2 separate regions of the Homo sapiens genome follow, and region 2 is linked to region 1. Evidence: chromatin loops called from intact Hi-C (ENCODE). Cell type or tissue: heart left ventricle. All regions are shown on one strand. Each heading gives the region's core, and the rest is flanking DNA. Links, peaks and the distances in the headings are about the cores only.

Region 1 (12,812 bases), core at 4,859-9,858:
ATGGGGGCTGAAAAGAAAAACCTTTCCACAGGAGTGTCATTTAAGCGGAGAGACACCTACAAGATGAGATAAAAGAGCCAGTCCTGGGGGCAGTGTAGAGAGAATATTCAAGTGAGGAAACTGGACAAACTGATTGGGAGTTTGGTTTGTCAGAGGAACTGAAGAAAGCCAGTACGGCTGAGGTGTGATGACCTGAGGAAACATGAAGTAAAATATCTGAGATGAGGTGAGAGACCTAGGTAGGGGCTAAATCATGCATCACCTTTTAGGCCACAGTGAGGAGCCTGGATTTTATCCTAGGACCTATGAAATCCATTGGGGATTCTAAGAAAGGAGCTTGATTTGCCACAGGAGTAGAATGGAAGTTTGAGGAAGGTTGGCCTGAAAGAGAGAGCTTGAAGGAGCAGGGGAAGAGGGCATTAAGGCCCTGGAGCTCCCTCGAGGACTCATGAGATAGCAGTGGGATCTTCCAAGGTCACCCTGTGTCAGCAGCCTCAAGAGATGGGGTCTCCCTGACTTGCCCAGTGCCCCGGCAGCTGGTTAAGTAGGAGGATATTCTTGTAATTTGTTGTTGTGTAACAGACCATCCCAAAATTTAGTGGCTTAATGCCATAGACATTTCTCAGGAATCTGCAATTTGGACCTGAAGGGATGATTTGTCCCTGCTCCATGCCACATCTGGGGCCTCAGCTGGGATGATGGAAATGGCTGAGGCTGGCACAGCCAAGGGCTAGTTGGGCCTCTCACTCTCTCTTCGTGTAGTCTCAGGGCCACTCTGTGAGGTTTCTTGTGTAGTCTTTCCAGGGCGATAGCCTCAGGTGAGTTGGACGTCTCATGTCACAATTCAGAGCTGCAAAAGCAGGTGCTCCCACAGAACACAGTGGATGTTTCAAGGACATTTGGATCTAACTCTAGAGTTACACAGTCTACTTCTACCTGATTCTATTTGTCACATGGGGCCAGCTCTAATTCTTTATGGAAAGGGACCACCTCAGGGCATGATCATTGACAGCAGCTTGGAAGCTGGCTAACAAGAGTTTCTACATTTGTATACACTGAATGTGGGGCTCCCAAAGGGACATACTCAGAGAAACAAAGATGATCGTGGTTATATTACCCCTGTGGGAGAGATCTGATTTACCCTGGCGGCGAATCCGTATGGGTCTGCAGCAACTTCAATTCTTGCCTACTCAGAAGAAAGAATTCGACTGAGGGGCATAAGATGGAAAAAGAGACTGAGACAAGTTCCAGAGCAAAAGTGGAAGTTTATTTAAAAGGCCTTAGAACAAGAAAGAAAGGAAAGTTCACTTGGAAGAGATCTAAGAGGGCATGTAAAGGTTAAAGAGAGAGAGAAGGTCAACTGCCCCCTTTAACCACGGTCCTAGGACTTTTATAGGCTTGCCTCTTTCCCATGATTCTTCCCTCATGGTGGGCTGCTCACATGTGCAGAGCCCTCCTTACCCTTGGGAAGTGAGCATGTGCAGTGAGTTTAGAAGGCTGAACATGTGCCCGTCTGAGGCTTTCTTCCTTTTTCCTGTGGAGTGTTCCCAGACAATCATACTTTGCCATTTTCGCCTGTTAATGTGCATGCGCAGGAAGATGCTTCTCCCGGGGGTCTGCCTTTAATTAAGCCTTTCATGTTAACAGGTGTGAACCATCAAGAAATGGCCCCTCCCTGGCACTGGCTGCCAATTTATCACTTTTAGAGAGGCAATGTGATAATGGCCGAACCATCACCTGACATTTCTAGTAGATCAGGGGAGAGAGCCCGCTCCTGCCTGGCTCATGCCTACCTGTAACAGTTGGGCCAACTCTTAGCCTTCCATTTTGCAGAGTGGATTGCCGCAATTTGAAAAGAGCTGAAGTACCAGGGACAGCAGACAGGATTTCAGAGGCTATTAGGGAAGACATGATAAGAGCTGAGAGGGCTGACCGAAGAGGATTCTGAAGGGAACCAAGATAACTAATGAGGAATCTGAGAAGTCTTTGCTTTGTGGTGTATGAAGTCAATCCCCTTTCCCTTCCCTTCACGAAAATCTTCAGTAAATTGCTATTTTGTTAACACATTGTGGATCTGTTTTGAGGGATCCATCAAATGCTGAGTTCTGTTTTCAGGAAGGTTTGGGATGAGAACAGATACTGCCCAAGGGAGCCACACTTGGCATACTAGCGAACAAAGGAAAAACTAAATAATGAATGGATGGATAAATGGATCCTAGAATTCCTATAACCTTCCACTGGCTAATCATAACCCCTGGCAAACCTGGAATTACTTCTATCTAGCCTCCAGACAAATTCTGGAACTGGCCATTTCTGATCTCTTTCTATCCCAACTTCCCTTTTGCTTGTTTTTTCCCACTATCACATTGTGAATTTGGGAGTTGAAATAGTTTCTGTAGTATCAACTCTCTGTTTACTTACTCTTTAACTCTTTGACGTGTATTGAGTGCTGTGTCAGATGCAGTGCTATGTGCAGTGAAGAATTCTGCGAAAAAGTGGAACTCATAGCCAGAGGTAAAGCTGGAAGAAGCAGTGCCACAGACAAGGCAAGAATCAAATGCTATAACTGTTCAGAGTTGGGGTGTCACTGAGGACAGTGGAGGGTAGAAGGTTGTGAAAAGCTTCACAGAAATGGTGGGCATCTAAGCCAAACCTTAAATAAAGAGTGACATTTACACATGAAGAGATAAAGATTGGGGGTTTTGAGATGGAGTAAGGAAGTAATCCCTGGCCAACCCACTCAGTCTTCCCCATCAAGGTGCTGCTGACTTGTATCTATGCCCTCTTGGATCTTTCCTTAGTGCTTTCCTGGCCGCAAAGGCAGCTAGCTGCATTGGTATTTTAATAAAAATGGCTGCAGGCTTCTCCATCCACATATCCCTCAAGGTTCCTTATCAACTATAATCTGGGAACAGCTCTCCTGCTGAAACAGTGAGTAGAATGAATGGCACTAGTAGAGGCCTGGGATATGAGGAGGGAAACTGAGGTCCAGAGAAAGAACACCGATGCTGTGTTTACTTATCTGTTCTCAACAAATAAATATATTCATGTGTGTGTATGTTTGTTTCCCCACCTAGACTATGAGCTCCTCAAGGGCATGAACTGAGTCTCACCCATCTCAGTACACTCAGCATAGAGTGTGGTATATTGTAAGTGTTCATATTTGGTAGCTGAAATAGCATTCTAGAGCTTAAGGCAGTGATTCTGGAAGTATGATCCTTGGACCTATGGCATGAGCTGGGAACTTGGTGGAAATGCAAATTCATGGGGCCTCATCCCAGACCTACTGAATTAGAAATTATGGAGACAGAGTCCAGCAGCCTGTGTTTTAACAAGCCCTCCAGGAGATTCTGATGCAGGTTAAAGTTTGAGAATCATTGCTTTAGGATATTTGAGCCTAGACTAAGACTTGCTCTGGCCTCCTTTGGGACTTCAAGAACTAAGCTTCTTTTTATCTTATAACAGACACATCCTTATTTTATTCTTTTATCCCCTGCCCCTTAACAAAAGAAAAGTGACAGAAGGAGAAAAGAAAAAAAATATCATAAAGGTATTGCCAGTGACCAGGGAAAATAAGTAAGTAATGGCAAGTTTCTTTCCTTCCTGAAAAAAACAGAAACTTTGCCTGTAAAAAATATATTCAATTATTTTTAAAAGACTTTTTATAGAATAGGAAGAGAGCAAATAAAAATGTATATATATATTAAAAAAGCACTTTGGTTTTATGTGAAAGTGTTACTCCTCCCAGACAAAACCACATGCTCATTTTCCTTGTCAATCTCCATTGTCATCACTGATAATTCCCAGAAGCCGCCACCAGAATGTTTCTTTCTGGAGTGGAGAATCTTGTAAAATTCATTATTTTCTTGGGCACTCACAATGCTCCCAGACCTATGGGACAGTCAGAATTGATGGGATCCTCTGCCCTGTGCATGCTTGTACCTGGCAGATAAGGACAACAAAGAATATTTGTGTATATCCATACAGGATCAATCCCCATGTAACCTGGATCCTCACTATGTGGTCAATACTGAGGCTGGCTTTATACCAGCATACATATATAGTTGTGATTTTATTCATATCCTCAAGGAACCCAAAATCTATTGGGATGGTGTGATAAATACATACAAAATTGACTTCATTGTAAGATCAGGGCTTTTCGAGTTTACACAGTGTTTTCACATACAGTTTCATTTGATCCTTAGAGCAGTTCCTGGGAGCAGTACATGATGGCTGCAGCAAAGTGAGTCCCAAACTTGGATCTATAGAATGAGCTTGTTATAATCTAAAAGGAACTCTTCCTGACTTATGATTGTTCATTGGGTGGCTAAAGAGGTGAGTGTAGTCTCAGGAAGGCAAGAGAGGATTGTGACTATATCTAAGAGAGCTTAATCCAATCAGTTACACAAGACATGATTTGAAGGGGGAAAAAAAGAATGTTTATGCAATGTGTCCTTTTAACTGACCCCCACTTGGGGAATTATTACAATAGTGTTTAATTTATAGGAGACAATATTTACTGCCTCTTCCAATGCTTCTAGTGAAAGCATACGTCAAAGAGGGTGGAAGGGATCTAACAGTGTTAGTATATCTGCCAATTTTCGAGTGTTGGCAACAGACTCAAAAAGTTTTAATACACCACATTGTCCAAATGAAACCACCAATTTGCAACCCATACTCTAGAATTGATAATGAAGAAGAAGACATTCTGAAAGAAGACTAGCCAGTTTAGCAGATGTGCTGTTTTCTCTGTAAAATATACTGATGAATATCCACATCCCTAAAATCTTCTGATAGTCCAGTCTCTTCTATGCTCAGCACTTCTGCTCTGACCAATTATGTTATGTGCTTTCTTCCTAGAGTCAGTTGAGTTCGTTCCCAAACCTGCTTATGCCAGTTGTACTATTTTATAATTATACAGCTAAATAAAATACTAGGCCAACCAATTAAATAATAGGTGCAAAAAATGAGTTCTTCCTTTTATGAAAATTAAGTTGGATGCTATGAAAAGACTTGACAAAAGTGTTTTGATTAAAATGAAGTTGCAGCCTGGGTGCCTTGGCTCATGCTTATAATCCTAGCACTTTGAGAGGCTGAGGCAGGAGGATCACTTGAGCTCAGGAGTTTGAGACCAGCCTGGGCAACATGGCGAAACTCCATCTCTATAAAAAAAATATGAAAATTAGCTGGGCGTGGTGGCTTGCGCCTGTGGTCCCAGCTACTTGGGAGGCTGAGGTGGGAGGACTGCTTGAGCCCAGGAGGTGGAGGTTGCAGTGAGCCGAGATTGTGGTACTGCACTCCAGCCTGGGTGACAGAGCGAGACCCTGCCTCAAAAAGTAAATATATATATAAAATGAAGTTGCTATTGAATAATATGTAAGTGAGACAATGGTGATTGTGGCAAGAATTGTAAAAATCTGGAGGAATTCTGCTCTGAAGTTGTTTCACAAAGGTCTTTATATTCTTGATCCACTTTAAAGAATTTCAATAACTGGAAATTTTAGATGATACCTTATTGGTGGGCTTTATGTAAGAGAAATGAGGTCAATTTTAAAGAAAAGGCCTTAGCCCTATATTTAAAAATTGTCAATTAAGGCCAGGCGCGGTGGCTTACGCCTATAATCCCAGCACTTTGGGAGGCCAAGGAGGGAGATCACCTGAGGTCAGAAGTTCGAGACCAGCCTGACCAACATGGAGAAAACCTGTCTCTACTAAAAATACAAAATTAACCACGTATGGTGGCGCATGCCTGTAATCCCAGCTACTCGGGAGGCTGAGACAGGGGAATTGCTTGAACCCGAGAGGTGGAGGTTGCGGTGAGCTGAGATCACACCATTGCATTCCAGCCTGGGCAACAAGAGCAAAACTCTGTCTCAAAAAAAAAAAAGGCAATTAAGGTACAGTTAAATGCTGCAGACTAAAATATTAAACATATTCTTTTTTACGATTTCCTCATTTTTTCCAATTAACTTTTTTTGAATTTAGTTTTAAAAGTTCTGTTGACGGCTGGGTGCAGTGGCTCACTCCTGTAATCCCAGCACTTTGGGAGGCCGAGAGGGGCAGATCACGAGGTCAGGTGTTCCAGACCAGCCTGACCAACATGGTGAAACTCCGTCTTTACTAAAAATACAAAAATTAGCCAGGTGTGGTGGCATGCATCTGTAAGCCCAGCTACTCAAAAGGCTGAGGCAGGAAAATTGCTTGAACCTGGGAGGCGGAGGTTGCAGTGAGCTGAGATCACGCCACCGCACTCCAGCCTGAGTGACAGAGTGAGACTCTGTCTCAAAAAAAAAAAAAAAATTCTTCTGACAAACTACATTTCTCCACTTTGCTAAACAAGAGGACTTGTACTGAACTACGTCTGCATGGATCTTAGATAAATAAGAGACAAGGCTTCAAGAGAATAAAAAGTTGGTGGTGTTCTCCAGTGCTGACTTGAATAACTGTCCCTTGGAGCTCTCTCTAGTGGAGGGTGTGGTTGTTTGAGTTCAATGACGTCATGCCATTGATGTCATTGACCACAATGCTTTGTGTGAACCCTGAAATACAGAGGTACTAACATCAGGTAGCACAGTAGGCAGCTGCACCAAGGGGAGTTAAGCATGCCTTCTATGATACTTCAACAGCTAACAGCAATGAAAATTATTGATTATTGGTGTTTATCATGTATGAGTTTAATTAATTGAATGCATTTAAAATGCATTTAGTTTTTACAGCAAACTTATAAAGAAATTGAGGCTTGAAGATGTGAGGCAATTTACCCAAGGTCATATAACTAGTAAGTTGGAGAGACCAGAATTCAAATTCAGATTTAGCCTGGCTCCAAAGTCCTTGCCATTGACCACCTTGAGCATGTATCTCTCAGTTATAGTAACCACCTGTTGAGTGTAGTAGCCACTTGTCTTGTATTTGGCACAACACTAAATGCTTCATATACTTAAACACACTAACACGTGATTATATTTCATTAAGTGCGTATAGGGTGTTCTAGAACACTTTGAATATCTCTTGGTTACAGCTGATTCTTTATTCGTTGGTTAGAATAGCATGATGGAGATGCAAGGATTTGATCTTAGCCAATGTATTTTGTAAGTTACCAAATTTTAGAGAGACAATGTGATATAGGGCAAAAATGTGGTCTTTGTAGTAAGACTGCTCTGTTTGCATCTTGGCTTTGCCACTTTCTGGTGAAGTAGCCTTTATAAATCATGTTACTTCTCTGGGCCTCAGAGCTCTCATCTGTAATAATGAGTATGATGGTATTTACTTTGCAGAGTTCTTGTGGAAACAAAAGATGATACTTCTAAGGTCTAGTGAAGCTTTTGGATCATTATAGGAACTCAATAAATGAAAATTTCAGCCAGGCACAGTGGCTCACACCTGTAATCCCAACACTTTGGGAGGCCAGGGTGGGTGGATCATTTAAGGTCAGGAGTTCAAGACCAGCCTGGCCAACATGGCAAAACCCCATCTCTACTAAAGATACAAAAATTAGCTGGGAGTGGTGGTATGTGCCTGTAATTCCACCTACTGGGGAGGTTGAGGCACAACAATCGCTTGAACCTGAGAGGCAGAGATTGCAGTGAGCCTAGGTCATGCCTCTGCACTCAAGCCTGAGTGATGGAGTGAGACTCTGTCTTAAATAAATAAATAAATGAACATTTTAAATGTGTGATACATTGCATGGCTCATTGGGGGCATTTGAGAAATGGTAACCATTATGGTTAACACCTGTGTTGTAATTGTTTGTTGACTTTTTCCCTCACTTGATTGATTGATTCATTCATTCAACAAATATTTATTCACCACCCACTGTATGCAGGCACAGAGGTTAAGTGGGACATAAAATAGTGTAATTAGCTAAACATGTTTTTGTCCTCGAGTTTACCTTCCATTGAGGAAGACAGAAAATAAAAAATGTATTAATATATAAAACGTTGACAGTGTTGTAAGGAAACCCAGGATGTGCTGACTTGGGAAAGTGGGTTGGGTAAGTGGACCCAACTGAAATAAGTGGTTGGAAAAGCCTCCCCTGAGGAGGTAACATTTAAGCTGATATCCAAAGGATGGGAAGCGTGGGATAAGCTTCCCAGGAAGAAGGCAGCCTGGAGTCCTGAGGACTGGAGAAGTGGTCTGTGTGGAGGGAGGAGGAGCATAATAGAGCAGAAAGGAAAGTTGGAGACAGACAGGGACTAGATCTTGTGGGGCTTTGCAGGCCATGGTAAGAGGATAGGATTTTACTCTGAAACTCTGCTCTATAGAGTTGTGAGTGAGGAATGATGGTTCCTTGGACTAGAGTGAGCAGCAGAGGTGGAGAAGTGGATAACTCTCAGGCACATTTTAAGATTGTGCACAACTCAAGGGCAGGAACTGACTCCGATTTAATTTGGGGTCACAATGAGTAGTGAGGTGCTTACATTGTGGCCATTCAATAAGTGTTCTTGAAATTAGATAGTAGAAATTAGTTATTCTATGATAAGACCAATTATCTGTGCTATCATATAAGCTTCCAGTATAATATAAACTTAAGTGTGTGGGCTTGGAGTTTGGCAGACTCCCACTTACTGGTTGTGTAACTCTATGTTTTATTTTCTTCATCTGTAAATTAAAGATATTTGTTGACAAAGATGAATTGACATGATGCACCTAAAATGCTTTAAAATGTGTCTGGTACATGTAAAACATTCTTCACCTTAATTGAAATTCAGGCAGGTCTCCCTTTCAGTACACACTAACTTGTAGCACTTGGGAGTACAATTTGCTCATTTTCCCTTTTCATATTTGCCATGGAGTCTAGGAGCATTTTGTAAAAATCAGTCTCCTGTCAATTCTAAGTCATTGCTCCTCCTCCCTCATAAAAATAAGCAAGATAAACAAGTGAGAGAATACTTCTCCTTTCAAGCAAATACCATGTGAACATAGAAACCTCTACTCTTCCTGGCCATTTCATATTCTTCCTGATAATGCACACACATATTTTATGACCTAACTCCTCTTTTCTTTTAATTAGTTTTGCTGAATAAAGCAGGCAATTTATGCTACATGGCTGGCTCCTTCCTGAAGATGCTCAAATAATTTATTTTGAGGAATCTGGCCTCTGTAATGTTAAAGCAAGTAAATTATGAACACTATAAGGTGTCATGATAATGATAATTACAGTTTATTGAGGCTACTCTGTGCCGGGCACTTTACTAAGCACTTTATATATCCTGTTTGATTACTTTACTTCAATTGTATGAGGTATATAAAGAGTTATCAGATATCCCTAAAAACTCTAAGCCAACATAGGAATAAAGGTATGACTTCCATACATTGATTGAAGCACACCTGGAAAGAAACTGTAGGAAAGAGGGATGAAAAAAAAATTAAACCAGTGGAGCAGAATAGATTCCCAGAAGCAGCCCCATACATGAAATGGGAACTTTATATGCAATAGATCTGGCATTGTAGATTGGTGGAAAAAGAGGGCCCATTAAATAATTGATGTTAAGAAAATCAGATGTCCATATGAAAAAATTGGTCCTATCTTACACCTTACCAATAATCAATTCTAGGTAAATCAAATAACCTGAGTGTGAAAAACAAAACTTCAGAATTTTAGAAGAAAATATAAGAGAATATGTGTCTGACGTCAGTGTAGGAAATAGTTTCCTAAACAAAGAACAAAAAGTGCAAAACATGAAGGAAAGTATTGTCAAATTTAGCTCTATTAAAATCAAGAACTTGTGTTTATTGAAAGCTGGCAGAAAGAATGTGAAAGTCAGGCTATGATCTGGGAGAAGAAATATGCAAAACATATAACAAAGGAATTTTACCCAGAAAAAAATTATATTTTATTATATATATATATATTTTTTTTCTTTTTTTTGAGATAAAGTCTTACTCTGTCACCCAGGCTGGAGTGCAGTGGCGAGATCTTGGCTCACTGCATCCTCCACCTCCTGGGTTCAAGCGATTCTCCTGTCTCAGCCTCCCAAGTAGCTGGGATTACAGGCACACACCACCTTGCCCAGCTAATTTTTTGTGTATTTTTAGTAGAGACTGGGTTTCACTATGTTGGCCAGGCTGGTCTCGAACTCCTGACCTCAGGTGCTCCACCCACCTCTGCCTCCCAAAGTGTTGGAATTACAGGCGTGAGCCACCACACCTGGCTTATATATAGTTTTTTATACATGATACATAGATACATTTTATAACACGTGCATGTATCATATACAACAAATATATTAAAAGTCAATAAGAAAAAGTCAGTAGAAAAAATACACAAAGGGCATTGCACAGAAGAGAACCAAGGATGTCCAATAAACAATAGGCAAACATGCTGAAGCTCATTTATAATTAGGACAATGCATGTTAAACCAGGATGACAGACTACTTTATATCCCTAAAATTGATAATTTTTTTTTCCTTTCTTGAGATGGAGTCTCACTCTGTCACCCAGGCTGGAGTGCAGTGGTGCAATCTCAGCTCACTGCAACCTCCATCTCCTGGGTTCAAGCGATTCTCCTGTTTCAGCCTCCTGAGTAGCTGAGATTACAGGTGTGTGCCACCACACCCAGCTAATTTTTGTGTTTTTAGTAGAGACGGGTTTTCACCATGTTGGCCAGCCTGGTCTCGAATCCCTGACTTCAGGTGATCCATTGGCCTTGACCTCCCAAAGTGCTGGGATTACAATCGTGAGCCACACACCAAGCTGATAAGATATTAAAAAAAAAAATGTTGGTGAAGCTGTGGAATAACAGAAACTCTTATACACTGTTGGTGGGAGTATAAATTATTTCAACCACTTTTGAAAGTAATTTGGTATTGTGTAATCAAGTTGAGTATAGGCATAATATGTTCCATGAGCCAGCAATTCCTAGGGATGTGTGTGTACATGCACAAATGCATGCATGCACACACACAGACCCCTTAGACCAACTCTTGCCCATGTGTAACATGAGCCATGGGCAAAAATGGTCATAATAACTTTTTTTTTGTAGTAACAAAACAATAAGAAACAATTTAGAAGCCTATTGATAGGAGAATGGATAATTTTTGCTATACTTATTCAATGAATACCTTGCTTCACTGAAAGTGAATGAACTTCAGCTATGTGTATCAATATGAATGAGTCTTTCAAACAAAATGCCGGGTGAAAAAATCCTTACAGAAAATATATACAATGTAACATTTATATAAAGTGTAAAAACAGGTAAAATGGAACCATTTATTGTTTAAGATGTGTGGCAAAAGTAATGGGATGATAAAACAAAATTACTTTTGGGAGAAGAGAAGGCAGGAGAATGGCACAGAGGAGGGGCATAGAGGGGATTTCAAAAGAACTGATATCATTATCGTTCTTGCTTATATCTGGGGGGTTCATATTGTTATTGTTAATACTTTATACATTTTATACACTGTTGTAAGTATGAAATGAGGAAGAAAAATGGAGATAAGAGATGAGAAGATGACTGGAATGAATGGCTATATAGGTAATAACCCAAAGAAGCAATATCTTTTGAAGATACCAGCCAAATATTCACTTTTATCTTCTCTATAACCCTTTCTCATTCCTTCTGCTTTCCTCTACCAAAAACAAAAACAAAAAAGGAAATCAAATAAATAAATAACATATAATAAGGGTAGAATCAATTATTTAAAAAGCAAATAAAATTCTGATCTATAAAATCAAGATAACCAAATAGAAGATGCCCTTCTGAAGGCTGAGGGAAATGTTCTGCTGTGACATTGACTCTTCATAGCCAGGTTGTATTAGGCCATTCTTGTGTTACTATAAATAAATACTTGGGCTAGGTAATTTATAAAGAAACAAGGTTTATGGCTGGGTGCAGTGACTCATGCCTGTAATCCCAGCACTTTGGGAGGCTGAGGCGGGTGGATCACTTGAGGCCAGGAGTTTGAGACTAGCCTGGCCAACATGGTGAAACCCTGTCTCTACTAAAAATACAAAAATTAGCTGGGCATAGTGGAGCATGCTGTAATCCTAGCTACTTGGGATGCTGAGGCAGGAGAATCACTTGAACCTGGGAGGCAGAGGTTGCAGTGAGCCGAGATCACACCACTGCATTCCAGCCTGGGTGACAGAGTGAGACTCTGTCTTCCCCCTACCCGCCCCCTCAAAAAAAAAGTTTAATTGGCTCATGGTTCGCAGGCTGTATAATAAGCTTGGCACTGGCATCTGCTCGGCTTCTGGGAAGGCCTCAGGGAGCTTTTACTCATGGCAGAAGGTGAAGCGGGAGCAGGCACTTCACATGGTAAAGGCAGGAGCAAGAGAGAGAGTGGCAGGGAGGGGAGATGCCATACTTTACAACAAGGTCTCATGAGAACTCACTCATGATCCCAGGTCAGCACTAAGCCATGAGGGATCTGCCCCCATGACCCAGACACCTCCCACCAGGCCCCAACTTCAGCACTGGGATTACAGTCCAACATGAGATTTTGGTGGGGACAAATATCCAAACTATATCACAGGTATACCCTGTACTGTATGATATGAACATCAGGCAGTGATAGTCTGCTGAAATGTAGTTATATAGAGAGAAACCTTGGAGTAAGAGTCTTGAAGAGCTTGTTGTTTAACCCTCAGAGTGTTTTTGCTCAGAATAACTCGGAATAGCTGGCTACAAAGTCTGGAGTCTCTCTGTGCAGCATGCAGATACCTATGCGTTCATCCATTTATCCATCCTTTATCTTTCCTCCAGCATTCATTGAGTTTGCCCTTTATGGCAGGGATAAGGAGGTGCTAGAGATGACAAAAAGAAAAGGCAGAGCTAATTACCCTGCAGGATGATGGTGTGAGATTGGAGTCA
Region 2 (12,812 bases), core at 3,484-8,483, 47 kb before region 1:
CAGAGTTTAGCCTTTAGTAAGAGCTTGGACACCTCATCCATTTTAAATGGTAGAGGGTGAGGGGTGGGGAAGATAGATTATTGGAAAAGATTCTAGTACCTCTTTTTTGCTTACTTTTATTTTTTTCCCTAGCAAATCAATAGATGAAGGTATCAGGTAAAATTTAGGAGTGGGCATCAAGAGTATATGGTTTAAAGAGAGATAGAGCTGCCTAGAAGAGAAGGAGAGGGTTGGCCAAGGAAATGTAGAATTATTGGGTACTGCTGAAGACACTCCTATAGTGTGTGATCATAAATTTAACCAGTCAACACAATTGCGATTGTTTTATCCAGGTTCATTTCATGCTTAAGTGCAGGGAAAGGTCACGCAGAGAGTTGGCTTTAACCAAGATTGGAGTTTTTTTTTAGGACAGTATGATGGAGAAAGAATGTGGTAAGGGCCTTAGGGGCTGTACACTGACAAACCCTTAATTAGTATGAATACAGTCATGGACCATGGAATCTAGGCTGGATAAAAAGGACAGTGAGGAAAGGAAGCCCCATGAAAAATTGATGAGGCCAAAGGATCAGAGTTCCTGCTAGGATTAAAGAAGAGTTAGAGTGTATTAGAATAAGTGAACTAGGAAGATAGAAGGAGGTAGTCAAATAATGGAATGCCTAAAATCAAGGTTTTAGAGTAATAGTATATGAGCATGGGAGTGGGTAGCTAAGGTGGGGTGGAGAAAAAGATCATTAGAGATGAGGAGTCAAGAAACTGAATGACCAGAGTGTCAGATGTATCATTTAGTGCTTGTTGAAGTCACCAAGAATAACAAGTCACAGTGGAGAGACAGGGACCTGTATGCTAAAATTTTGAATGAATGAGAGGAAATGACTGAAAGGTCAGTAGATGATTGCAACATAGAGGGGTGGCAGGTGCCATTGACTGATGGCAAACTATTCCTTTATTTAATAAATATTTATTTACATATGGCCAACTAATTACTGTGGGGAGAACAACTTACCACATCCTCAAGGATTACATGCTAATTGGAAGATAATATACTCCTCCATCAAAAACGAAACAGTAAGGCAAACATTGCAGTATGGTGAGGCAGAAATACCACTTGCCTAAGGGTCAGAAAATCCGATTTCTATTATAAGTTCCAGCTTTGTCAGTAATTAGCTGTGAGCCTGGGTAAATCAGTTAACCTCATTAGGCCTCAGTTTCCACATTTGGATACAGATGAGATGATTCTCAAGCTTCTGCAGGGCATAACATTTCATAATTCTATGAAATAAAATAATAGCTATTTCACACGGAAATTGGGGAGAATAAATAAGCACGACTGTCCAGATTTTACAGACAGAAGAACATGAACCACAAAGGACTACATAATTTGTCCAGCATCAGAATGTAAAGTCAGGTTCATTGTTGTTTGTGTTAGATCATATAATGCAGAGCAGATGGCCTAATCTGTGTTGGTGTTTGTCCACTTTCCTAAATTTTTGTTTGTCTTTCCGTTATCTCTATTTGGTTCTAGCTAGGTCATGATTGCTTATGTCAAAGAAACAAAGAAAATACGACAAGAATCTGTAACTGTAACAATGTTGTTTAACACAACTTTGAATACATTTTTACAGGAAGCAAAGAAGTGTGTTGCCCTCTAGGAAATGTGTGTTGCTCTGATGTAATTAGGTTGACATACGTTTCCCTGGTAGCCAATATAAGGAATGGGTCCACTAACCCTTGATATCAGAAAATTCTGGGGTTGGATTAGATGTCAAGGTTGGGAAGGATATTATTTGGGTAAAGGGGTTCATTAACAGTTTTTCCACTATAATGAATTTTTCCTTTATAGCTGTGATGTTACTCCTACATTTTTGAATATGTACAAGCATATTCAGTGATGCTTTGAGATCCAACTGTATGCTGGGTACTACTACTGTAAGGACTAGTGGCTTTGTGGAGAGCAAGAGAGCTAAGGTATGCGTCCTATCTCCTTTTGTTAATATATACTGAATGGCAAAGATAGACATAAACAAGAAAATGAATAAATAAGATATTTTTTCAGAGCATGATCAACATTATGAAGAATATAAAACAGAGTAACAAGATGTCTCTTACCATGTTTTGCATTCCCCGCATTTAGAAAATAAGTACCACAAGAGTTAGGACCTTGTCTGTTATATTTATCAATTATCCACTGTGCCTTGGTTAGTGAGTTTTGGCTGTGGACTTCTTTAGGTAGGACAGTCAGAAAAGGTATCTGTAAGATGCCCTGAGAGCTGAGAAGTAGAAAATAAGGAATTTTCAGCCAAAGATCTGGGGAAGAGCAATGTAAAATTCCCAAGGAAGCAACAAATTCAGCATGTTTAAGAAACATAAGGAAGGTCAGTGTGGCTGGAAAGTTGTAAGGGTAGAAGTTTGAATTTTAATTTAATTACTGTGATAAGCCACTATAGGTTTTTTTTTCCTTTCTTTCTTTTCTGGTCATGTTTTCTTCCTCTAATTTTATTTCCTTTTTTCTCTAAAGAATTTTAGTCAGGGATTTTAAATGACCTTATTTTTATCTTTAAAAGTTTACCCAGACAGTTTTGTAGGGAATAGAGTGAGAATAGCATGAGAAGAAGCAAGAGATCAGTTAGGAGATGAGTGTTGATAATGGGCTGGTGCAGGGGAAGAAGTATTGAGCAGTAATTGAGTTTGAGATATATTCTAGTAGGCTGTGTGTGGTGGTGCTTTGGGAGGCCCAGGTGGGAGGATAACTTGAGGCTAGGAGTTTGAGAGATACATTCAAAAGATAGAACAAACAGGATCGTTCAGCTGTTGTTCTTCAACTGTTGTTCGACAGCTGATTGATTGGATACGGAGTGAGAGAAAAAACAAGAAAGACTCCATTGCTTTGGTCTGAGTAATTTGGTGGTAGTAGTGCCACTAACAGGGAAACTGGGAGAGGAGCAGAGTTTTTCTAGGGAAAATCAAGCAGTTGGTTTTGTCCATGTGAAGCTTACAGTGCCTGTTAGATCTCCAAATGGATATGTAGATAAAATGGTTGATATATGAGTATGGCAAGATGTCAGAACTGAAGATATTATCCTCCTGTGAGTCATTGGCATTTAGATGCTATGTAAAGCTACAAGACTGAGTGAGCTCATCAAGGGAGAGCATGTTGATATGAGCAGCAAGGACTAAGCCTTGAATATTTTTGCCTTTGAAAAATACAGTATTCTATAGACTAGAAGTACATTATTTACCAGGCAAATCAGCCAGTTTTAAAAACCCACTTTGTCTTCCTCTCTCAGCAAGTAGTGGGAGGCCATCTTAGAAGGAAGCTATCCTGGTGAGAAGCTCTAATCACACAGCAGCCCCTGGGACTTGCCAGTATGTCATCAGATACACAAAGAAAGATTCTGGTTCCACTATGCCTCTCTCTCATCCTAAGTCTTCCCTGACTCTCCCAGGCCACAGTGATCCCTCCTTCTCCTAACTCTTCTTCCTCGTTACTTTCTGGACCTTTGCAGACTTTCTTCCTGGTGGTGTAGCTACTTATGCAGAGCAGATGCTCTAATATGTGTCTGTTTATCTCTATTTATACAAAGTTTGTATTTGTCTTCTTGTTATCTCTAACTAGGCAATGATTGCCTATCACCCCCGCTTTCAACAACATTATAATTTCCTCAAGGACAGGATATTCTTACATGTCTTTCTATCCCTTATCATGTTCTGTATTTCCCCATTTGGAATGTAAATACCACAAGAGCTAGGATTTTGTCTGTTATGTTCATCACTGTACTCTTGCAGTCTGAAACAGTATTCTTGAATAAACGCAAATAGAATGAAGGAATATAAAAGCTGTTTATAGTTGTCTAGACAGATGATAAAGTGCCCTGCCTAAAAGCAAGACTTTTACCCTTTTCCTTGGTAGACATAACCTCCACTTTTGGTCCCCTTTTAACACCACCATATGCAGAAGTGTTTCACTTCATATCACCTTCATGGAATCTTCCCACAGGTTCTGCTGATGCTCAAGTAGGTAAGAATAGGACATATATTTATGGTCTGTAGAATGCATGTATGTAGTTGGGATCTGTGGTAGATTGTCTGCAAAGATGACCATCAACAATTTCGTTCATCTTTGTATATGTACATTGCTCTTCCCAACAAGAGATGGAGTCTGTTTCCTCCCCACTTGAATATAGATGGCCATGTGACTAGCTTTGGCTAATAGAATTCAGTAGAAGTGATGTTAATCTAACTTTGGGACCTGGACCTTAAGAGGCCTTCCAACTTCCAGTTTTGCTGTCTTGAGATTTGGGCACCATGTTTAAGAAGCTTGGCCTTCTGGATGATGTAAGACCACATGGAGAGAGAGAAGCCTAGCTAGCACCCAACTATTCCAGCCACTGCAAGTGAGGTGCAAAACATGTGAATAAAGCCATCTTGTATTCTCTAGCTCTAGCGAAACTATCCCAGCTTCCTCAGGAGTCACGAAGCAGCCACCCCATGAAGCACAGACAAGCCATTCTTGAGGAGTCCCACCTTAGTTGCACAATCATGACAAATAATACTTTTGGGGGTGATTTGTTTTAAGCCATACTTTTGGGGGTGATTTGTTATATAGCAGTAGATAACTGAAATAGGATCTGTTTCAGGATTTCTTTTATGATAAAACTTCCAGAAATACATTGCATTTAAAAGAAGCACTTCTGCAATTTGTAGCAAAATTATGATGCAATTATATTTTGTCCCAGCAGTCTTCCTTCTAGGATTCTATCCCAAAGATACTCTGGCAAAAACACAAAGAGACATATTGGCTATTCATTGCAATACTACCTAAAATGGCAACAAACTTTAAACAATTCAAATGTATATCAGCAGGGGACTCGTTGAATATGTTATGTAACATCTACATGATGAAGTAATATGCAGCTATAGAAAAGGAATGAGGAACACCTCTGTAAACTGCCGTAGAGTAATCACCAAGGTATAAAGTTGAATGAAAAAAAGCAGGCACAGAAAATTATGTATGGTATGATATGCCATTGTTTAACTTTTTTTTTTTTTTTTTTTTTTTTGATACTGAATCTGGCTCTGTCACCAGGCTGGAGTGCAGTGGTGCGATCTCGGCTCATTGCAATCTCCACCTTCTGGGTTCAAGCGATTCCCCTGCCTCAGCCTCCTGAGTAGTTGGGACTACAGGCACGCACCACCACTCCTGGCTAATTTTTTGTATTTTTAGTAGAGACGGGGTTTCACCATGTTGGCCAGGATGGTCTCGATTTCCTGATAGCGTGACCCGCCCGCCTCAGCCTCCCAAAGTGCTGTGATTACAGACGTGAGCTACCGTACCCGGCCGTGTAACTTATTTTTTAAAGAAAAGATAAAATATAAAAACTTTAGGCCGGGCGTGGTGACCCACACCTGTAATCCCAGCACTTTGGGAGGCTGAGGCGGATGGATCACCTGAGGTCAGGAGTTTGAGACCAGCCTGGCCAACATGGTGAAACCCCATCTCCACTAAAAATACAAAAATTAGCCAGGCGTGGTGGCGGGCGCCTGTAATCCTAGCTACTTGGCAGGCTGAGGTAAGGAGAATCGCTTGAACGCGGGAGGTGGAAGTTGCAGTGAGCTGAGATTGTACCATTGCACTCCAGACTGTGTGACCGCGAGACTCTGTCTCAAAAACAAAAAACAAACAAAAAAAAAGCTTTAAAAGAAGTTATTACCTTAAGGGGAGGGAGTGGATGGGGTAAATGATAACACAGAAATATAATCTTAAAACTCTAGACTGTCCCCGCCCCTGGCCTGCCCAGCCCGCGGCAGCAGCGTGGCCGCGGTGCAGCATCAGCATCAGCAGCAGTAGCAGCAGCGGGCGGCCGCGTGGGTGTTTTTGTCGGGTCTCGGGGTCTGGCAGCAGCATGGCGGACTACCTGATCACCAGCAGCACCGGCTACGTGCCCAGGGATGGGCTCACTGTGCCCCAGCTCTTCGTCGGCGCTGACGGCCTCACCCACAACGACTTCCTGATTCTTCCAGGATTCATAGACTTCATAGCTGATGAGGTGGACCTGACCTCAGCCCTGACCCAGAAGGTCACGCTGAAGACGCCGCTGATCTCCTCCCCTATGGACACTGTGACAGAGGCTGACATGGCCATCGCGATGGCTCTGATGGGACCTATTGGTTTCATTCACCACAACTGTACCGCAGAGTTCCAGGCCAAGGAGGTACAGAAGATCAAGAAGTTTGAACAGGGCTTCATCACGGACCCCGTGGTGCTGAGCCCCTCGCGCACTGTGGGTGATGTGCTGGAGGCCAAGATGCGGCATGGCTTCTCTGGCATCCCCATCACTAGACGGGCACCAAGCTGGTGGGCATCGTCACCTCCCGAGACACTGACTTTCTTGCTGAGAAGGACAACACCACCCTCCTCAGTGAGGTGATGACGCCAAGGATTGAGCTGGTGGTGGCTCCAGCAGGTGTGACGTTGAAAGAGGCAAAAGAGATCCTAAGTGTAGCGAGAAAGGGAAGCTGCCTATCGTCAATGATCGCGATTAACTGGTGGCCATCATCACCCACTCCGACCTGAAGAAGAACAGAGACTACCCTCTGGCCTCCAAGGATTCCCACAAGCAGCTGCTGTGCAGGGCAGCTGTGGGCACCCGTGAGGATGACAAATACTGCCTGGACCTGCTCTTCCAGGCGGGTCTCAACGTATAGTCTTGGACTCGTCCCAGGGAACTCGGCACATCAGATCACCATGGTGCATTACATCAAACAAAAGTACCCCCACCTCCAGGTGACTGGGGGGAACATGGTGACAGCAGCCCAGGCCAAGAACCTGACGCTGGTGTGGATGGGCTGCTAGTGGGCACGGGCTGTGGCTCTATCTGCATCACCCAGGAAGTGATGGCCTGTGGTCGGCCCCAGGGCACTGCTATGTACAAGGTGGCCGAGTATGCCTGGCACTTTGGTGTGCCCATCATATTCAATGGTGGCATCCAGATCGTGGAGCACATGGTCAAGGCCCTGGCCCTTGGAGCCTCCACAGTGATGACGGGCTCCCTGTTGGCTGCCACCATGGAGGCCCCCGGTGAGTACTTCTTCTCAGATGGGGTGTGGCTCAAGAAGTACCGTGGCATGGGCTCGCTGGATGCCATGGGGAAGAGCAGCAGCAGCCAGAAACGATACTTCGGCGAGGGGGATAAGGTGAAGATCGCGCAGGATGTCTCAAACTCCATCCAGGACAAAGGGTCCATTCAAAACTTCGTGTCCTACCTCATAGTGGACATCCAGCAAGGCTGCCAGGATAGCAGGGCCCACAGCCTGTCTGCCCTTTGGTCCATGATGTACTCAGGGGAGCTCAAGTTTGAGAAGTGGACCATATTGGCCCAGATCAAGGGTGGCGTCCACGGCCTGCATTCTTAGGAGAAGCGGCTGTACTAAGGACAGCGGTGGAGGTCGAGGTGGTGGAGGGGGTGCACCCCAGTGTCCACCTTCGGGCACTGCCTCCCTCCATAACTGAGTGGTCCACAGATTTGCACTACAGGTTCCCCAGCTCCTTTCCAGCGAGAGAGGAGGGGAGGTCCTGAGGGGTCTGCAGCCCCTCGCTCAGCATCCCCTGCAGTCAGGACTTTTCCCTGGGCCAGGCTGCCCTGGGAGCCCCCTGAGCCCAGCCAGCCAGGGTCTCAGGTGCCTGCCTCAGGTCTTTCTTGCTGCAGCCTGCTCCAGCCCGGCCCCCACCCTGGGGGGCAGGCAGCCCCTCCTGGCTTCTCCTGTAGAGCACCTCCCTGCCCCCAGCCCCCCAGGAAATGGTGCTCTCCTGGCCCTGCCTCTGGCCCTTCCCGGGCCGCTGCCCCCTCAGCCATGTGGCACTTCTTAGCTCCTGACCTAGACCAAGGAGTGGTCTCTGCCCCCTTCCCTGGCCCTGGGCTACCCTTGGGTCCTGCTCCTCAGGCAGCTCCCCTGTCCCTGGCCCTGGGGAGGAGGCTGCCCTGGTCATGGCCACCTGCCTGTCATTCCTGACTCACCACCATCCCCAGGTGTACCATTCCTGCCTTCTCCTCAGCCGCTGTTGAAGGCTTTAACTTTGCATACTTTGGGATCACAGTTGTGTCATTGTGTATTAAATAATTGGAATAAATCAAGCAGGTCTCAACGCCTCTACCAAAAACAAAAACAAACAAACAAACAAACAAACAGAAAACAAAAGCTCTAGAACTCTAGACTGTGGGAAACTATAGCACAAATAACCTAGTTTCTCCTACAAGTAAAATTTAAAGAAAACAAAAAGGGATGGAATGGGAACCTTGTGATTAAAAAGAGGAACTTAAGGGGCATTCTAACCAATTGCAATTTATGAACCAATTTGTTTTCCAATTTGAATAAATAAACTGAAAAAGTTTGAGACAGGGAAATTTAAACACTGGTTAGACATACAATGCTATTAAGGAATTATTATTTAGGTATGATAATGATAGTATGGTTATATTTTTAAAAGAAGCTTTATATATTAGACACACACTGAAGTTTTTAATGGATGAAATGATATTACACTAGGAATTGCTAAAAAATAATTAGATGAATTAGTGAAGTTACGGATAAAACAGGATTGGCCGTGAGTTGGTAATTAATGAATCTGGATGATTGGTTCATTAAAGTTCATTCTATTGTCTTCTTTACTTTTGTATATAGAGTCATCCCTTGGTATCCATGGGGGATTGGTTCCAGGACCCCCTGCTGATACCATAATTTGTGGATGCTCAAGTCTCTTATATAAACTAGTATTATTTAACCTATGCACATCCTCTGGTATACTCAATTATCTCTAGATTACTTATAATACCTTATACAATGTAAATGCTATATAGGTAGTTGTTATACTGCATTGTTTTTTAATTTGTATTGTTTTTGTTATATTATTTTTATTGTTTTTTGAATATTTTAAAAAGTTTCCATTTTTTTGTTTTTATTATTTTAATTGACACACAAGAATCATACATATTTATGGGATACAGTGTGATATTTTGATACATGTATACAATGTGTAATGATCAAATCAGGATAATTAGCATATCCATCACCTCAAACATTTGTTATTTCTTTGTATTAGGATCAAATATTTTCCATTCATGGTTGAATCTACACAAAAGCAGAACCCATGGATACAGAGGGCCAAGTGTATTTGAAATTTTTCAAAACGAAAAGTTAAAGTAAAAAGGAAAGCCTCTGAGACCCAGCATTTTAAGGGCACTGAATTCATTTTCTTCACAGTATCATACCGTACATCTATTACTCCAAGTAAACCCCATCTATATAAAATGGAAGTTATATCTGTAAAACCACGATGAGTATTTGGAACTGTCTGTGATTGACATCATGTCAGTGATTTTGAAGTTATAATGAATTTTCAGAAGACAAAGCGTTTTTGTTATTTTGCTTTGTTTTGGGCTTTTAAAAAAAAAAAAATTCCAGTGTCACTTTTGTCTCTTAGTAAAAGTTTTACAGTTTTAATTACCATGAATAGTCTTTCTCCTCTTCCAAACATGTATCATCATTCATTCACTCAATCAACATGTTCTTCTTTTTTTTTTTTTTTTGAGACAGGGTCTCACTCTGTCACCCAGGTTGGAGTGCAGTGGCACAGTCACAGCTCACTGCAGCCTTGACCTTCCAGCTTCTTGGCTCAAGTAGTCCTTGCACCTCAGCCTTCCAAGTAGCTAGGACTACAGACATGTGCCACCATGTCCAGCTAATTTTATTATGTTTTTGTAGAGACAGGGTCTCACTATGTTACCCAGGCTGGTCTCAAACTCCTAGGCTCAAACCATCCTTCTGTTTTGGCCTCCAAAGTGCTAGAATTATAGGCGTGAGACACCATGCCCAGCCTTAAGACTTGTTTTTTGAGTGACTACTTTTAGAGCTGCTGGTATTAGGAAATGGTGCTGCGAGCTAACAGGAGTCTGCAGCCCTGCAGCACACAACTGTCAACATGCAAGCCCAGATGCTTACAGTACCATGGAATAACAGGGCTATAATTGAGGTCTTTGAAAGGACATAGAAAGGGCCTGGTTGCTCTTCCCCTAGCAGGAGATGGGAGGAGAAATCTTGAAAGGGGATGTTAGAGCCTGTTAAGATGCTGATTCTGGGGAAAGAATACCAGCAGACTGGGTATAGCTTATTTTGGAGGGAAGATGTAATCTGATGCTTTTTAGGTTACAAACTTCTTTCATTTTCAAATACCTGTTATCTCTTCTCTGAACCAAAATGAATGACCTATATCAGTGGTTCTCAAAGTGTGATCCCTGGATCAGCAGCATCACCATTCCCAGGAAACTGGCTAATGCAACTGCTCAAGCTCCACTCCAGACCTACTGATTCTGCAACTGTGGAGCTGAACCAGTGACCTATGTTTTAATAAGCCTTCCAGGTAATGTTAATACTTGCTCATGTTAGAGAATCACTGGTTTAGAGAAAACTAGTAATTGTTCCATAAATTTAGTTTAAAGAAGGAGAAAGAAGCCTGTCCTTTAGCCAAGTTTAAAAAAAAAAAGGCTGATTACAGAGGAAATTTTGAGAGCATCTAAGGTTAAAAAAAAAAAAGTTTAGCTTGGCTGGAGGCCTGGCAGAACAGTCGTTGTGGAGAAACCAGTGCTTCACAGAGAGAACCGCAAACACTAAACTGGATAGCTGCTGTCTGCCACTCAGGAGCAAGTGCAGACTAGAGACTTATGGAGGTCTCCAGTATCCTTCTCTGAGATACCAATCCTTAACCCAAGAAATCCAAGGCCAATAGCTAAGTATAAAAGTTATTCTCTGAGAGTGAGAATACCTAGATTAGGGATAATGGATAATAAAGCTGTATGAGGCCAGGCGTGGTGGCGGGCACAGTGGCTCATGCCTGTAATCCTAGCACTTTGGGAGGCCAGGGTGGGCAGATCACCTGAGGTCAGGAGTTTTGAGACCAGCCTGGCTAAGAAGGTGAAACCGTTCCTACTCAAAATACAGAAATTATCCAGGCATGGTGCGTGACTGTAGTCCCAGCTACTCAGGAGGCTGAGACAGGAGAGTCCCGTGAATCGGGGAGGTGGAGGTTGCAGTGAGCCGAGATCGCCCTACTGCACTCCAGCCTGGGAGACGGAACCAGACTCCGTCTCAAAAAAAAAAAAAAAAAAAAAATCTGTATGATACAATTTTTGCAAAAACTTGTGTCTATTTCTTTTAACTTTTTAAAATGTGGCTACTAGAAAATGTAACCTATGTAGCTCACATTCGTGACCTGTATTATATTTCTTTTCACACTGATCTGTAAGGCACATATAAAATGGAGGGTGGGTAGGAGAAAAAAACTGACCATTTTTCCTCCAGGTCTGAACAGGGCAGTGGGTGTTCAGAACCACAAATCATCATTTCTTATTTCTGTGTCATTTGTATTTATATTGTGAAGATAACTCAGTAATATGAGCCATAAAAATTATATAGCAAACATCTTTTATATCCATGTTCACAAAGCAGTTTTTCAATCCTAGAAATTAGACTTTCCATCACGGGAGCATGAATTGATTGGTAAAAACTAGAACATATACTAATACGTACCAACAATAGCCACTCCCACTTCTCCTACCTTCACTAGGTCAGACATAGTTAATCAGGACATTTTTTATTTTTATTTTTTTAATTTTGTGAGTATATAGAAGGTGTATATATTTATGGAGTATATGAGATGCTTTGGTACTGGCATGCAATGTGTAATAATCACATGGTAAATGGGTTATCCATAATCAGGCCTTTTTTTCTACAGATCTCAGACACAGCATCAATGTCCTTATCATCTCTGCTCTAAGAAGCTATGTAGCTATTGAGGGATGCAGTCATGATACAAAACTAGGTCTGTTTGACTCCAGAGACTGCATTTCTTTCCTACACCATGCAGATTTCCACTTAATAACAGGTGCACATTTATAGTTTTATTTCTAATTCAGATAAATAAACTGACCTTCTGATTTATAAGCCAGTGTCTTATTAATTTGGTTGATAGATTTTATCCCTGAGAGATCAAATACCTTTTGATATGCTGGCAAACTTGAATATCTGACCCTGACAACTGAGAGCAGGACTCTAGTCCAGGAATAGCCTGTGCAGAGCACACATGCTCACTCTCTTCTCCCTTAACTACAGTAGACATCGAAAATCAATTTCTGTTGCTCTTTTGTGTTGAGCCTAGACATAGCCTCAAAATACTTTTTAACACAGTGCTCTAGAAAGCTACTGCCAGTTGACCTGTGAGACCCTATTGATTTGCTGGTGTGGATGATAGTGACCTAACAAAACTGCTTTTCTCAACATCCAGCTGGCTTTCCTCTGGTGAATCCCTGTCCTTATTCCCTTCTTGCTACTTCCCAGAGAGTAGATAGGTTCTAAAACCAATCCAGAAGGTTTGTGTACCTGAGGAAAGTTTGGGAACCTGAGGAAGAAAAATGGCATTTTAGGAAGTCTAGACTCAATAGGATGGGAAAATTCCTATAACATGTTTTTTGGGTTTTCCAGAAGCAAGCTCTAAACAGGTTTCTACACAGGTCTGTTTAAATTCTATTACGATCTGTGATTTTGAACTCAACAGGAGTATGGAATTTACCACAATAATAGTAATAATAATTCCTGTACCAGTTAGGATTATTTTGGCTGCAAATAATAGAAATTGCCCCCCAAACAGTAGCTTAAACAAGATAGTTTATTTTTCTTACATGTAAGTAACTCCAGAGGAAGGCAAACCCAGACTTGTATGGTGACTCTCAAGCCATTGAGAACACAGATCCCTTCTATCATTTTGT

The links. Peaks named below come from ENCODE experiments on the same cell type or tissue, not always from the same donor. Only the 100,000 strongest peaks of a DNase experiment are listed, where the experiment ranks them.
Region 2: a loop joins it to region 1, with 2.0 times the contacts of the local background. A loop is called at or near these places in 4 of 110 quality-filtered maps.

What each region holds. Positions count from the first base shown.
Region 1 is chr3:15,917,337-15,930,148 of GRCh38, forward strand. The region is part of intron 2 of LOC107986064 (a long non-coding RNA gene); the gene reads left to right. Among named protein-coding and RNA genes, the nearest start is that of MIR563, 50 kb to the left of the region's middle. In heart left ventricle, for the core only: no CTCF peak of the experiment used is centred there; no DNase peak of the experiment used is centred there.
Region 2 is chr3:15,872,147-15,884,958 of GRCh38, forward strand. It overlaps LOC107986064 (a long non-coding RNA gene), which reads left to right. Exons shown (of 10, transcript XR_007095831.1): 2 at 1,841-1,965. MIR563 (microRNA 563) reads left to right here and starts at 1,625; the gene lies at 1,625-1,703. It also overlaps the pseudogene IMPDH1P8. In heart left ventricle, for the core only: no CTCF peak of the experiment used is centred there; a DNase peak (open chromatin) is centred at 5,855.